3 separate regions of the Homo sapiens genome follow, and all the other regions are linked to region 1. Evidence: chromatin contacts called from ENCODE Hi-C or POLR2A ChIA-PET data. All regions are on one chromosome and are shown on one strand. The core of a region is the stretch at or near the end of the contact, and the rest is flanking DNA. Distances in the headings are between cores, read along the strand shown.

Evidence for each region. A loop is a pair of places that touch in the nucleus more often than their neighbours do. ChIA-PET counts read pairs that join two places held with the same protein, here RNA polymerase II (POLR2A). Pooled maps may share reads with other maps.
Region 2: a map with no recorded cell type shows a loop between it and region 1 (4-fold over the local background). The contact joins two enhancer-like sites. A Hi-C loop is called at or near these places in 2 of 37 single-sample maps with no recorded cell type and 8 of 50 pooled maps. POLR2A ChIA-PET finds 5 or more read pairs at or near these places in 5 of 52 experiments (GM12878, HCT116, WTC11 and 2 more).
Region 3: a pooled map shows a loop between it and region 1 (3-fold over the local background). The contact joins two enhancer-like sites. A Hi-C loop is called at or near these places in 1 of 168 maps with a recorded cell type or tissue (sigmoid colon), 15 of 37 single-sample maps with no recorded cell type and 14 of 50 pooled maps. POLR2A ChIA-PET finds 5 or more read pairs at or near these places in 5 of 52 experiments (CD4-positive, alpha-beta memory T cell, GM12878, MCF 10A and 2 more).

Annotation. Positions count from the first base shown.
Region 1 is chr6:16,510,143-16,514,528 of GRCh38, reverse strand. All of the region lies in intron 5 of ATXN1 (ataxin 1), which reads left to right. Among named protein-coding and RNA genes, the nearest start is that of ATXN1-AS1, 250 kb to the left of the region's middle. Within about 2 kb of position 2,433, at least 7 of the 41 ENCODE cell types and tissues checked have a DNase peak (open chromatin) inside an H3K27ac peak, as active enhancers do.
Region 2 is chr6:16,729,457-16,733,842 of GRCh38, reverse strand. The region is part of intron 2 of ATXN1 (ataxin 1); the gene reads left to right. Among named protein-coding and RNA genes, the nearest start is that of ATXN1-AS1, 29 kb to the left of the region's middle. Within about 2 kb of position 2,107, at least 3 of the 41 ENCODE cell types and tissues checked have a DNase peak (open chromatin) inside an H3K27ac peak, as active enhancers do.
Region 3 is chr6:16,682,278-16,686,663 of GRCh38, reverse strand. All of the region lies in intron 2 of ATXN1 (ataxin 1), which reads left to right. Among named protein-coding and RNA genes, the nearest start is that of ATXN1-AS1, 77 kb to the left of the region's middle. Within about 2 kb of position 2,148, at least 15 of the 41 ENCODE cell types and tissues checked have a DNase peak (open chromatin) inside an H3K27ac peak, as active enhancers do.

The sequences.
Region 1 (4,386 bases), core at 1,184-3,683:
CCTGGCCCTCTAGTGGAGATAAAATGGTTTGAATGTGGGCGAGAAAGTAAAACGGAATGTGTGGTTGCTGAGTCTAGCTGTTGATAAGAGAGGGTTCACCATCCACCCATGAGAACTGTCTCTCTCCTGCTGGTGTGCCTCGCTCTCAGACGCAGCCTCCCTATGGCTCTGGGACATGAGGGGTAATGTCTTGCCGGTTGGTAAAATTCTTGCAAGCTGACAGTCTTTTTTTGTTTTTCTTTTTTTTAAGCTCCACAAGGCTACTGCACATTGCGTTCTTGCTCTTTGTGATCCAACAAGAGGGAGTCAGTTTTGATTTGGGAGAAAGGAGGAAGAAAGCTGTTTGATGGGCGAGAGGAGGCATGTATTGATTGCATTCCCGTTTTGCTTTCTGGGGCTGGCTGGTCATGTCACTCTTCATAGCTGCCTGGCTCTAGTGGTAGAAGAGAGTCTAATGAGAGACGCTACGGCTGTGTGCAGCTTGCACACAGCAACTCTTCAGCTCCAAGGAATCAGAGTGAGCTCCTGAGCTCCCTGGGATTCAGAGGTGCCTCAGCCCCAAATCTTTTTCCCCTGCATTTAGGCTAGAACAGGAAAGATGCTACTGGGAGAGAAGAGAATTCCTGACATCTTGCCTTTCTTGTCTGCTTTCTGCTTGGGTCTGTGGAGCAGCCACCTCTGGGCAGAGGTGCAGGAAGTGTGACAGAACAGGAAAGCTTTAAAGTCACTGTCTCCCTCCCTCCCATGCCCTAGGCTACCCTTGCTGGTCAGAACCTCCTGCTTACTCTGGTGGACAGACACCTGAGTTGCTGCTCTTGATGAAGTTTCTCCCACTTCTTCAAACCAGCAAGGCATAGGACCCCACTTGGCTTGGAAGACACGTGACGCTCTTGATCATTTCAGTCCCTTTTACATCCCCATAATATCACCGTGGCCTGTTAGATTGATTTGTGAGTAAGATTCCTTGCAAATAGCAAGATGATCGGAAGCCTCTATCTTTTCCGGGGGAGGTGCATATTTAAACAGACAGCCTAAGCTATTTATAGATTGTAATGTATTGTGTTACAGGGAAAAGGTGGAAGTCAACAGTAATGTTCTGTTCCCCATTTCCTATAGTTTCAAGCATATTTTCTTGCTAGTCCTAGAGACTTTAAACATTTAGAATCTCCAGTGATATCTATATTCTTTTGATGTACTTTGTGTAGAAACTCAAGCACGAGCAGGCTTCAGAGTCAGCTAACCAAAGAATCTTGGGGCTTTTGATCACTTTCCATTAGCACAAACAGTGATCTCTGCCCTGTTGTATATTGTTTGAAAGGACATTTGCTGTTTAATGAAGATAAACATGTTGCTGGGTTTTTAATATGTCTTCTCAACTCAGGAGCTGAAAAATGCATACATGAGATTAGTTCTGTTGGCGTAGAAGGGATTCTGCGTGCCCCAAACATTTTCCTAGCCGTTGGCTGAACTTTTGAAATGTGCTTTGCACTGCAAGAACAGATACTGAACAGATATTTTACTTAGAAAGCCTTCTGTTTCAATGGTGATTCCCAGGGGCCACTCAACCACATCTTACTAAATAATATTTGGTCAAAAGAGAAACGTGAGTGCAAGAAGGACACATGATCACAGCCACTAACAAATTCCTAGAAAGTGCTGCTTGTTGTCATTTCTGGTTAGGAGGTGATGGTGATGGCAGGTAGAGGGTCTAAGCCATTCTCCTGTCTCTCTTTTAAAGTACATTCTTCTGTTGCTGTAGCTCCTGGCATTGGCTGTCACCCTCACTTGCAGGAGGGAGGGAATGACTGTTTGTTGCTGTTGGTGTCTGAAAATCTGTGGGCAGAACTTTTAGAAAAAGCAGACCACAGAGCCTGCTATATATTTTGTTCAGCCCATTCTATTTCTCTTCACTTTTTAACCGATTGCGACAAAAAAAGGGGCCTGCCTTCTAAACTTGTCTTTATCTTTAAAAGAGAATACCTTTTATAAATGCTTAGAACTTGGAGATGCTGTTGTTTTTATTTAGTATTTGAAAAGCTAAGTATGCTGACACTGTCCTGGGAGTGCAGGCCCCTCATTGAGAGAGAACAGTAAACACAGCAATGACTTTGCTTTTAATTTGAAATGCGTTACTCTTCTTAGAGCTGAGGGGTGATTTGAGATGTTCCTGTTTTCACATTCAGCTATTTCCTGGTTCTGTGATCATAATAAATTCCATAGCTCCAAAACATTAGAGCAAATTGTGTCTTCTGTAGGAGTTATTTACGGATACTCAAACAAATGGTGCTTTCTGAGGAAGAAGAACTGTGTATGAAAACTATGTGGTAAAGCCTTTCATATCTGCCGTGGTGGCAGAACTTCTGAGGAGCTGGCTTTGAGGGTAATGATATCTTTATCACCCTGACGCTGAATGGAGGCGGGGAGGCCTTTGTGTGTTCTGTTGCCAACTAACACCTGGCTGCCTCAGGGCATCCTGCCTGGTAATTGAACCCATGAGTATGTACAAAGATTAGAGGGACCGTTTGAGGAGAAAGATGGGGGCTGGAGAGGCAAGGTTAGTCTTGCCATTATAAGCTTAGGTGCAGAAGGAAGCCAAGCTACCTGGAAGGCCACCTCGTGGCAAAGACACCCACTAAGGCAGGGCGGTGGCCTGGGACTGACCATCAATCACTTCCCGCTCATTCTCCTCAGAACTGAGGACTGTTGTCTTCAGTCTTCCCCAGCCTCGCTTATCTTCCTCCTGCTTCCTGAAGGAAATATCCTTTTGCAATGGGTGGACTATCAACTTGAATTTTTAGCAAGCAGGCTGGAGAAGTTTTTGGAAGTTTTGGAGACATGGCTGGTCTTGAATTCCTGGGCTCAAGCAATCCTCTCACTTTGGCTTCCCAAAGTGCTAGGATTACAGGTATGAGAAGTTTTTGGAGGTTTCGGACTTGTTGCTAGGTTGATTCTGAGGGAGAAAAGACCTCTGTTATTCAGAAGGTTGTGGACTTCTGAAGAATGGAAATCGGGCACCCTGAAGGAAACATATGTCAATCCTAGTCCTGGAGCTAGCATGGCTCAAGTTTATTCCCTTAAATGTCTATTGTGTTAAAACATAAAAAGAGTTTAGATATACTTCCACATCTTTGCAGTTGTTAGCTCTCTGGACATTTATAAAGGGAAAGGAAGAGTGAAGCAGAGCCCCATTAATTCCCATGCATGGTGTCTGCTGTTTGAATCCTGGAAATCAGGATGATTTTATTCACATGTTAATGCCCTCTAGTGGCTAGTGAGGTGCCCTCTAAGCAGGACTTTCCCCAGCTTCCACCCCTTCCTCTCCCTAACTAAATTAAGCACCCACTTTACAGTAGTTGAGTATGTGTCATATCAAGTCTGTATTTTCTTACTAAGATTCATCTACCACGTGGGAAAAAAAAAATCAAAAGCTTTGTTACAGTTCAAAGAACGTAGTGCTGTTGCTACATCAAGTGAGGATAAATCTTCCATCTGTAGCAATCTGTATTATAAGTCTACTGGATGTGACAGAAAACTCTTTAAAACTTTGATGCACATATTTTCACAGCCAACCGATTTCATTAAAGTGGGAGAAGTGTACTATTGGCAAGCAGTTTTTCTGCTGACTTCCCACCCTTAAATAGACAAGCTTTATAAAAAGACAAAATCTTCCCAGATCTATTTGGTTGGCCAAGGTGACATTTGTCTTCCTCCCTCAGAAGGTTGGTAAAATTAACCTTCTGCTTTCTGTATACCTTTACTGTATTTTTATTTCTATTTATTTATTTATTTATGAGACAGGGCCTCACTCTGTCACCCAGGCTGGAGTGCAGTGGTGCACTCACAGCTCATTGCAGCCTCAACCTCCTGGGGTTCAAGCAGTCCTCCCACCTTAGCCTCCCAAGTAGCTTGGGACTACAGGTGTGTGCCACCATGCCCAGCTAATTTTTGTATTTTTGGTAGAGATGGGGTTTCACTGTGCTCCTCTGGTTGGTCTTGAACTCCTGGACTCAAGTGATTCTCCCACCTCTGCCTCCCACAGTGCTAGGTATAAGCCACTGTGCCTGGCCCTAGTTTTATATAGGTAAAGCATTAGTCACTCACAATGATCTTTGAATGAGTTATGTAAGTTATGTTTGGTTTCTCCTACTTTGTTTTCCTAGTCAGTTCAACCAGTCAAGTATGAGATGAGTGGCTGCTGTGAGCTTGATCAAGTGGGTCGGAATCCCCTGGGAATATTGTTAAAATGCAGGTTCTGATCCTGTCGGTCTGAGATAGGGCCTGAGATGCTGCTGGTCCCAGGAAGACACTTTGAGGAACAAGTTGCTAGGTGATGCAGAAGACAGAAGCCATATTTGATTTTCAAAAATCCTATGATCTGAAAAGGAA
Region 2 (4,386 bases), core at 858-3,357, 220 kb before region 1:
GGAGTTTTGCTCTTGTTGCCCAGGCTGGAGTGCAATGGCACGATCTTGGCTCACTGTAACCTCTCCCTCCCGGATTCAAGTGATTCTCCTGCCTCAGCCTCCCAAGTAGCTGGGATTACAGGCATATGCCACCACACCCAGCTAATTTTGTATTTTTAGTCAAGATGGGGTTTCTCCATGTTGGTCAAGCTGGTCTTGAACTCCCGACCTCGGCCTCCCAAAGTACCGGGATTATAGGTGTGAACCACCATGCCTGGCCTGTTTCTTTTTTTTTTCCAAGAGGTCAGTTCTCAGTCTGTTGTCCGAACTGGAGTGCAGTGGCATGATCACAGCTTTACTGCAGCCTTGAACCCTTGGGCTCAAGTGATCCTCCTACCTCAGCCTCCCGATTAGCTGGGACTGCCGCTGTGCACCACCACACCCAACTAATTTTTAAAATTTTTTTGTAGAGACAGGGTCTTGCTATGTTGCCAAAGCTTGTCTCGAACTCTTGGCCTCAAGCCATCCTCCCGCCTCGGCCTCCCAAAGTGTTGGGATTACAGACATGAGCTGCCGTGCCTGGCTGACTTGTGGTTCTTAATAGTGTGGCTCTTAAAATAGCAAACATTTTTGGGAACCAATGTGAGGGCACTTCATAACACAATCAAAAACCATTAAGTGGAATATGTTAAGATAATGTAACCTTGTTGTTGTCCCTTAATGCTTTAATGCAGGCTTTCAGCAAGTAGTAATACCTGGTATGGTGGGTGTAAAACTCAGAATGGGTCCCGGCATGGCAGGAATAAGAGAATTCTTTCATCGGTTGGAAAATATGTTTGAATAATTCACTACATTTAAAAAATAGGTAAAGAGGCTTTTGGTTTTGGTTGCAAATTGCACTCATCCATGGAAGTTTTTCAAGGGCCATACAATTCTGTAGATGGAGGTGGCAATTTAATGCAGTCTTAGCTGTTTAGGATTTAGAACTATGTTACTTTTAATTTACTTCCATGAAATTACAAAAACATGTAATGAAGCTAAAAAGATTTCAAAAGAAGCACATCTAGTCAAACATAAAAGTACTTAATAAGGGCATACATGTAGAAGTATATTAGTCTTTGCACATATTTACATATGTATGTTTTGGTTGCTTAATATTTTTCAAGTGCTGCATGCATTTGTATGTGTAAATACAGTGTGCACCCTTTATAGAACTAGTGTTGGGGGACTCTTTTATCAGCTATTATGATTTGGAGCTTTATCAAATGGAGTGATTTTTTTTTGTGTGTGTGTGAGATGGAGTCTCACTCTGTTACCCAGACTTGAGTGGAGTGGTGCCATCTCGGCTTATTGCAACCTCTGCCTCCTGAGTTCAAGCAATTCTCCTGCCTCAGCCTCCAAAGTAGCTGGAATTACAGGCACCCATTAGCACGCCTGGTTAATTTTTGTATTTTCAGTAGAGACGGGGTTTCACCATGTTGGCCAGGCTGGTCTCAAACTCCTGACCTCAAGTGATCCACCTGCCTCGGCCTCCTAAAGTGCTGGGATTACAGGCGTGAGCCACCACACCCGGCCGGAGTGATATTTTCCAATGGTCATGATTCTGGCCTGTAACACCAAGCAGTATAACGATGAGATTGAAGTGTGACCATGTGCGTCTGCCTATTTTTATGTTCTATCTCATCTTTTTGCTTGGAGAAAAATTATGTTGAAAGACTACAGTGTGCCTATAAAGCTTCAAATATGAAAAAAGAGCTACATATGACACTTTGTTGCAGTTAGTCCATTGTCTCAAAAACATGCTATAAAAATATGACAACTAGAAAAGTCTTGGCAAATGTAGCATGAGTGTTGCCGGTTTAAAAGCCGTGTTTGAGTACTCTAAAGTACTTTTCTGTGACAGCTATTACTATAGGAATTGGCACCAGCTAAGAAAATTTACAGTTTAATACTTTAGAGCAAATAATTGCTTAGGGTGCTTTAAATAGCACAGGAAATGTGTAGAGTGTTTACTTGACATTTGCTATATTGAACACTAATACTGAAACAGATTCTTTGACCACAGAGAATGCCAGTGTAGGAGGGGTGGGGGTAGGTGGGAGAAAGAGGCGGAGAAGGAAACGGCAATACAATTAGATAAAAATTAAATGACAAATGTACTTTTTCATGATACAGAGATATCATGGGGAAAAATGCCCATTTGTTTGATCAAGTAATCTTCTAGTGTGGTAGCAGAAAGCAAAGTACAGACAACTTCCTGGGATTAGGTTCCTCCTGCTAAAGGCTGTCTTCACCAGAAGGTCAAAGCCTTGCAGCCCTTGGTCGCTCTGGTTTATTTTTCAAGCTCCTGAAAGCAAGAGGAATGACCTCCGTTTTTATTAAAAAAAAAAAAAAAAAAAAAAAAAAAAAGAAAAGAAAAAAAAAGCCTCTCTCGTTATCTGTCTAATCTGCACATGCTTGTGATTTTTTTTTATGACGACTCTGATGCCCTCATTTCTCATTGCAGCTCAGTGCTTGTGATGTTTTTTTCCCCTGAATGCATCTTGCACTCCCAGAATCTTCTTTTCATTCTTCCCTGGCTCTGTTAATACGGGTCTTATCTTAGAACGGGGTCTAGTGCAGTTTAGTGTAGCTCTTACATGCAGAGCATTTTTTTTTTGCACAAACTGCTTCTCGTGGATTGTGATTCAGTTGCACTTAAAGGGAAAAATAGAGTATATTTTAGGCTACTAAACCTCCTTCCATTTGTAGGCATTTGAGCCAGTTATACAGTGTCTTTCAGGGAGTTTTACATGCATATGTTAATAACCAGTGGCACCTGTGATAGGTCCAGGAATGTGAAATTGTGCAACGTTAATGACATTTGTCCAAGCTTCTTCCTTCTATCTTGTCAATATGAGCTACTTTTAAATACACAAAGGAATTTTGAAAACACCAATCAAAAGTCAAAATTTCACCCTGCAGCATGGCCCGGCACCCAGAACACTCAGCAAGAGGAAGGTCTGTATTTATGGCTTTTCCACTGACTTGAAATTTGACCTGGAATAAATCATGTTTAACTTCTTTATGCTTCAATTAGCTTTTGAAAGATATGTGTGGTTGTGTTTAGCCAGTGGAAAGGCAATAACTGAAGTTCACAACGAAAGGAGAACTTGAAGGGAAATTTTGTTAGGAAAGAACAGTGGGCAAGAATACAATCTTCAGGCAGGGTGCTATTCCTAAAAAGTCTTGGTACACATGGTTCCTAAGGAAGGTGGGACATTTTCTTATAATATTCTTTCTGTATTTTGTAGAATTAAGAAATATATTATTGTACATAAATATTTTATATTACATTATATATGTATAAATACATTTATATATATATATATATATACATACTGTTTTACCCTTTAACTCCAGAAAGCTTTGCGTTCACACATCTTTTTCCCTAACTTCTACCTATAAAGGGATTTTTAGTGATAATCTTGAATTTAAATTGTAATCAAGCAGTAACAAACTTCATTTAATATGCAGACATCTAATTTTATAAAGGAAATTCCAAGTTATTGTTCATTTCCATTTATTAATTTATTTATTTTGGGACGGAGCCTCACTCACTCTGTTGCCCAGGCTGGGGTGCAATGGCACAATCTCACGTCACTGTAATGTCCATCTCCCGGGTTCAGGTGATTCTCCTGCCCCAGCCTCCTGAGTAGCTGTACAGGCGTGCACCACCATGCCCGACTAATTTTTGTATTTTTAGTAGAGATTGGGTTTCACCGTGTTGGTCAGGCTGGTCTTGAACTCCTGACCTCAAGTGATCTGCCTGCCTCAGCCTCCCAAATTGCTGGGATTACAGGCGTGCGCCATCGCGCTTGGCCAATTTTTGAAGTTTCTTTTTTTAATCTGTTGCCATCTCTGAGATGAGAGGTTTTTCATTCATTTGGGGAAAAAGGAAGAAAGGTAATCAACATTTATTGAGCACCTACTGTGTGCCAAACAGACTGCTAAGCACTTAGTCCTTAAGTACCCTACGTGACTGATGTTCAGAGGGCCATTTTCTCTGTGTCAGGAATCAGGTGGGAGGGCCAGAATCCATAGAACAAAAATATAACCGTTGCAATAGATAATTAAAAAGAGGGACCTTTTAGTTAGTGGCACCCAAAGCATCATAGTGTGGGCTGTGAGATCTCAGTAAACCAGTTGTTGGTAGGTTCCCCCAACTCAGAGACCTCCATGAGGGTTGGATGGCTGGATTGCAACATGGTGCTAAACCACATCTCCCTGGTTAAGCCATTTCAGTTATTGCCTCATTTAAGTTGCATTGCTGTAAAAGACATAGGTATGACAAGTTGCAATGCCTAAAATTCGAACGAAAGAATACAGGCTTTGAATGTTATTCAGAGCTTGACTCCGGAGTCCCAG
Region 3 (4,386 bases), core at 899-3,398, 170 kb before region 1:
GGAAAAATTGACTTCCCATATGAATATGTTATTTAATCTTTTCTGTTTCTAGCCTAGAGAGAAATACTGAGTAGCTCGAGTGGTCAAGAATCTTTATTTTAGGGACATCCGCATGTCCTAAGTAATTCCCTTCTATATAAATATCTCTTTTCGGCATAATGTGTTGCATGCCTTCAAGGTGGACCACTATGAGGTGAATAATTACACAACGGGAAGCCTGGCTGTCTCGTGGAATATTGGATGGATGGCTTTCTTATTGGTCTTAATTAGGACAGTGTTGTTAAGATAATTCACTAATTCACAGTGCGTTATCAGATTTGAAATGACCTCTTTTTTTTATACTACTTCGGAAGTGTATGTATACCTTTTAGGAAAGACCTGGAAGGATAAGTTGTATATTTTAGTATCTGATATGGTTTTAAAATTTAAGACTCTGTGTTATGTATGTTTTGGGATGACTATAAATAATCTGTGTAACAAGGTATTACCAAAAACCTTATTGCCTTTGCCACCATGCACTGCAAAATATAGTATCAGGAAGCGAAAAGACAATGCATTTTGAGTAATTTTTAGAATTTGCATTTTTGTGAATTGACATGTATGTATGGAGGACTTTTCAAAAAAAACAGAACTTTTCATTAAGAATATTCGGTATTAAGATATTGTTTTAAATGTCAGATATTTTTAAAATATATGAAACCATATTAATCACGTATTACTTATACTTTTTGTCCCTGGAAATATTCCATTTTTAAGAACAGAGATAACAAATAAATATACCAGTAAAGCTAAAGTCAGTGCTTTCTGCTCTTAAAATAATTTATTGAACGATAAAATGAATGTCTTTGCTTTGTGAAATTATATTTTTGTTTAGGACTTGATAATGCTTAGAGAACATTTTAGTTTTTACAGTTTAAAGAATGAATAATGACTGGTTCCTCTGCTCCCTGATTTGTTTCCATGTAGATAGTACTTCATTTTTATTACCTGTAAACATGTGTTAGCTTTATCAATTAGGCTCAATTGAATGAAGCATAACCCCCTGAAAGGCCTTGCCAGTAAAATAATAATAGTAATAATAATATTCTTTTCTTCAGATTCTAGCAGGGAGTACTGCTGGCTTTTATGTAAGAAGTCAACTTTAAAAGTGTTTTTGTGTGCGTGTGGTGTGGGTGCAGCAGCAATATTGTGTATTCCTTTCAAATCAAGATGCCTCATAGTCTGTGGGCGGGGGAACTCCCTAAGATGCCCTCACTAGTTACTCATTCATTTGTTCCTCCCCAGAAAGGGAAAACCCAATGCTCCACACTCCACTTATTCTGAATAATGGGGGCGGGGAGGTGGTGGCGTGAGGATGTCAGTGTCATTGGGCAAAAGCCTTCATTTTTAAAGTTTAGCAAAATGCAGTTTTATTGCTTTATGATCAGTGTGTATTACAAGCTAATATACAAATGGCATTAGTGATCAAAGTGGGATACTGATGTGGCAAAAATTTACAATACACTTAACAGATTGACCTGACATAACAGTGAAAGCATTTGAATTCCTTCCCACATAGTAAGTAACAAGTAATTTCTGGAGCCAGAAGTGGGAGGGTGTGTGTGTATGTGTGTGTGCATGTACGTATGTGTGTGTGTGTGTGTTGTCTGTAGAAGTTAACAAATATGTTAGTTCATTGACCATTTCTTTCGTTGTCCTAAAGAAAATTTCACTCACTTGTGCTTCTGATTTGTTTCCCGTGAAGTCTCTTATCACTCTTAGAACATGAAGGCGAATTAATGAAGAATCCTTAATTCTTCAAAAAAAAAAAACCAGCCCTAATTTAAGAAAGGAGACATTTAACTTGCTAATAAGATCCTAAAATTTTATAGGTTATATAATACATTCAAGGAAATTGAATTATATATTCATTAAGAATACATTATCTCTATTAGCAGAGAGTAAATGATTGAGGTTTTACTGAACGCTAAATGCTCAGAAAGTAAATGCAAAGACCATCACTGGTTGAGCACGCTGGGAACTGGGTGGAAGTCTTAGGCCTGTCATTAACTGTTGTGCGGCCTTTGGCAAATAACCGAAGTTCTCTGAGCCTTAGGAAAATGAGGAAGTTGGGTTATATAAGTGGTTTTCAAATGTGGCTTCAGAAAACCCTGGAGAGCCACTGCACTCCAGCCTGGGCGACAGAGTGAGACAGGCCTCTGTGGAATTAGCCAAGGGTTTGGGTAAGGGGTGGGGCTGAGACCTGAGAATCTTTATGTTACAACAGCTATTAGGCAATGTCAGTTCACAGGACCACTAAATCAAACAATCCTTCAGACCACTTCCGACTCTCAAGTTTCAATAAGTCCCTAGAAAACATCATCCTTGGTCCACAGGAAGCAATCCAATAAGGAACTTGGTCTCCCATAAAGAATCCAATAAAGAAAACTTTAAAATGAGAGGAGGGTTATGGATTTGATCATCTCCAAGGACCCCTGTCAAGCAAGTCTAAGATCTTTCCAAAGGAGATCTGAGAAATATGTCTGTATCCCAAGAAGGTTTGACAATAGTCCCTGAAGTTTGGGGGATGACTTCTAGATATCCCTGTGCCTTCAAGCGTGATCATGGGCTGGATTTGTTGGCCCCATGGTCTGCCTCTGAGTCACAGACAAATGATGAAAAAAAGAACAATTTTCTGTCAGCATGCCAGACCAAGGGAGGGGCCAGGAGAAGAACCGTGAACCATGAACTGTGCCACTGCTGGAGGCACTGACAGCTCCTTGGCACCAGATGTGTGACCTCAACCCCTGCAGCTTGGGCACAGATAATATCTCAGGGCAGGGGATGAGGAATAGAGGAAGAAGGGAAAGTTGCAGGGATCCTGGAGTGTTAATACCCATGGTGGCGGCAGAGCAATTTGCCAGGAAGAAAACTCTCTGGTTAACCCTCCGGCACTAGTTGCCAAGCATGTTTGTACTAGAATGGAGTTCAAAGTTACAAACAGAGCACTGTCTGTTTTTAAGGACTCATATGAAAGGTTTGCTTGTCCTAAGCCTGAATCCAAGAGTCTGTCTGTCATAAACACTTTCAGGTAGCCCAAAAATCCCTTCAATGTGATCTCCAGAATAGGGGAAGACAAAGGACTCAGGTCTTCAGCTGTCTGATGAGGAGTGAGAAATTTTTCTAATGAACATCTCTGGCTTATGGATATTAAGGAGAGTTCAGTGTCAAAAGTTTCTGCAGCGTAGTTAACAGAGGTGGAAAGTTGAAATAACCTTAAAGGCACTGAAGCTGAGAAACTGCCCTCTTTATCCTAACAGCCACAGTTAGTTTTGGAACACTGTCCATGGAGAAGCTCAGGGCTGTCAATTTAGAAAGCAGCTGTGTGCTGGCCCATTGGGCACCATCTTTCTCTCATAGGTTGTTCTAGTCCAAGGTGAAGAAAGCTACATTTTGCTCTAAGCTAGACTGACATATGGACTTCTAGATTTGAACCCTAAACACAGGAGGAAGTGATTGATTGTATTACAAAAAGAATCTTCTTTGGTAAATAACTATTTTTTTTTTTAATGGCCAGATGGGAGAAAGCAAAAGATGCCTTTTCGTGGTGTTTTGGAAACCTAGATCTCATCAACTCCCTGGTTGGTTTTGGCGGTCAAGGCTTTTTATGCCAGAGCAACTGTGAGCCAGGTTTCTGAGGTTCTTCCTGACCCATGTTGGTAGCCTCTTAAAAATAACTGTCATTCCAAGTTCAGCTAAAATATATAACTCAACAAATAAATACATATAAAGCATATGAATAGAAGCGGGAAAGTGAGGATTAACAGACTGGAGAGTAAGAGTCTTGCCATGTAAAATACTATAAAACACTCTTAGGAAGTCTCTTGCTTATGTTATTACTTGTACAGTAAATGTGGAGACCTGGATCTCTTCCTCATGGTCCCTTATTTCTTGTTTTCCTGCTGGGAGGTTTCAAGTAGCTGATCCCTTGCACATGTACTTTAAAACTTCAATTATATTTGTCACTGGCTTATCATGGGCAATGTATGTGAATGTGACTAAGGGTCCTGATAAATTAAATGCCACTTTTACATGTTCCTTTCTTTTTCTTCTATTAGTGTTCTTTAGGACTTTGAATGGGAAATCCTCAAACATGTAAGTCTATGTGGCTTCAGAAAACCCCAGAGAGGCCAGGCGCGGTGGCTCACACCTGTAATCCCAGCACTTTGGGAGGCCGAGGCGGACAGATCACCTGAGGTCAGGAGTTCGAGACAAGCCTGGCCATCATGGTGAAACTGCATCTTTACTAAAAATACAAAAATTAGCTGGGTGTGGTGGTGCACACCTGTAATCCCAGCTACTTGGGAGGCTGAGGCACGAGAATCACTTGAACCTGGGAGGTGGAGG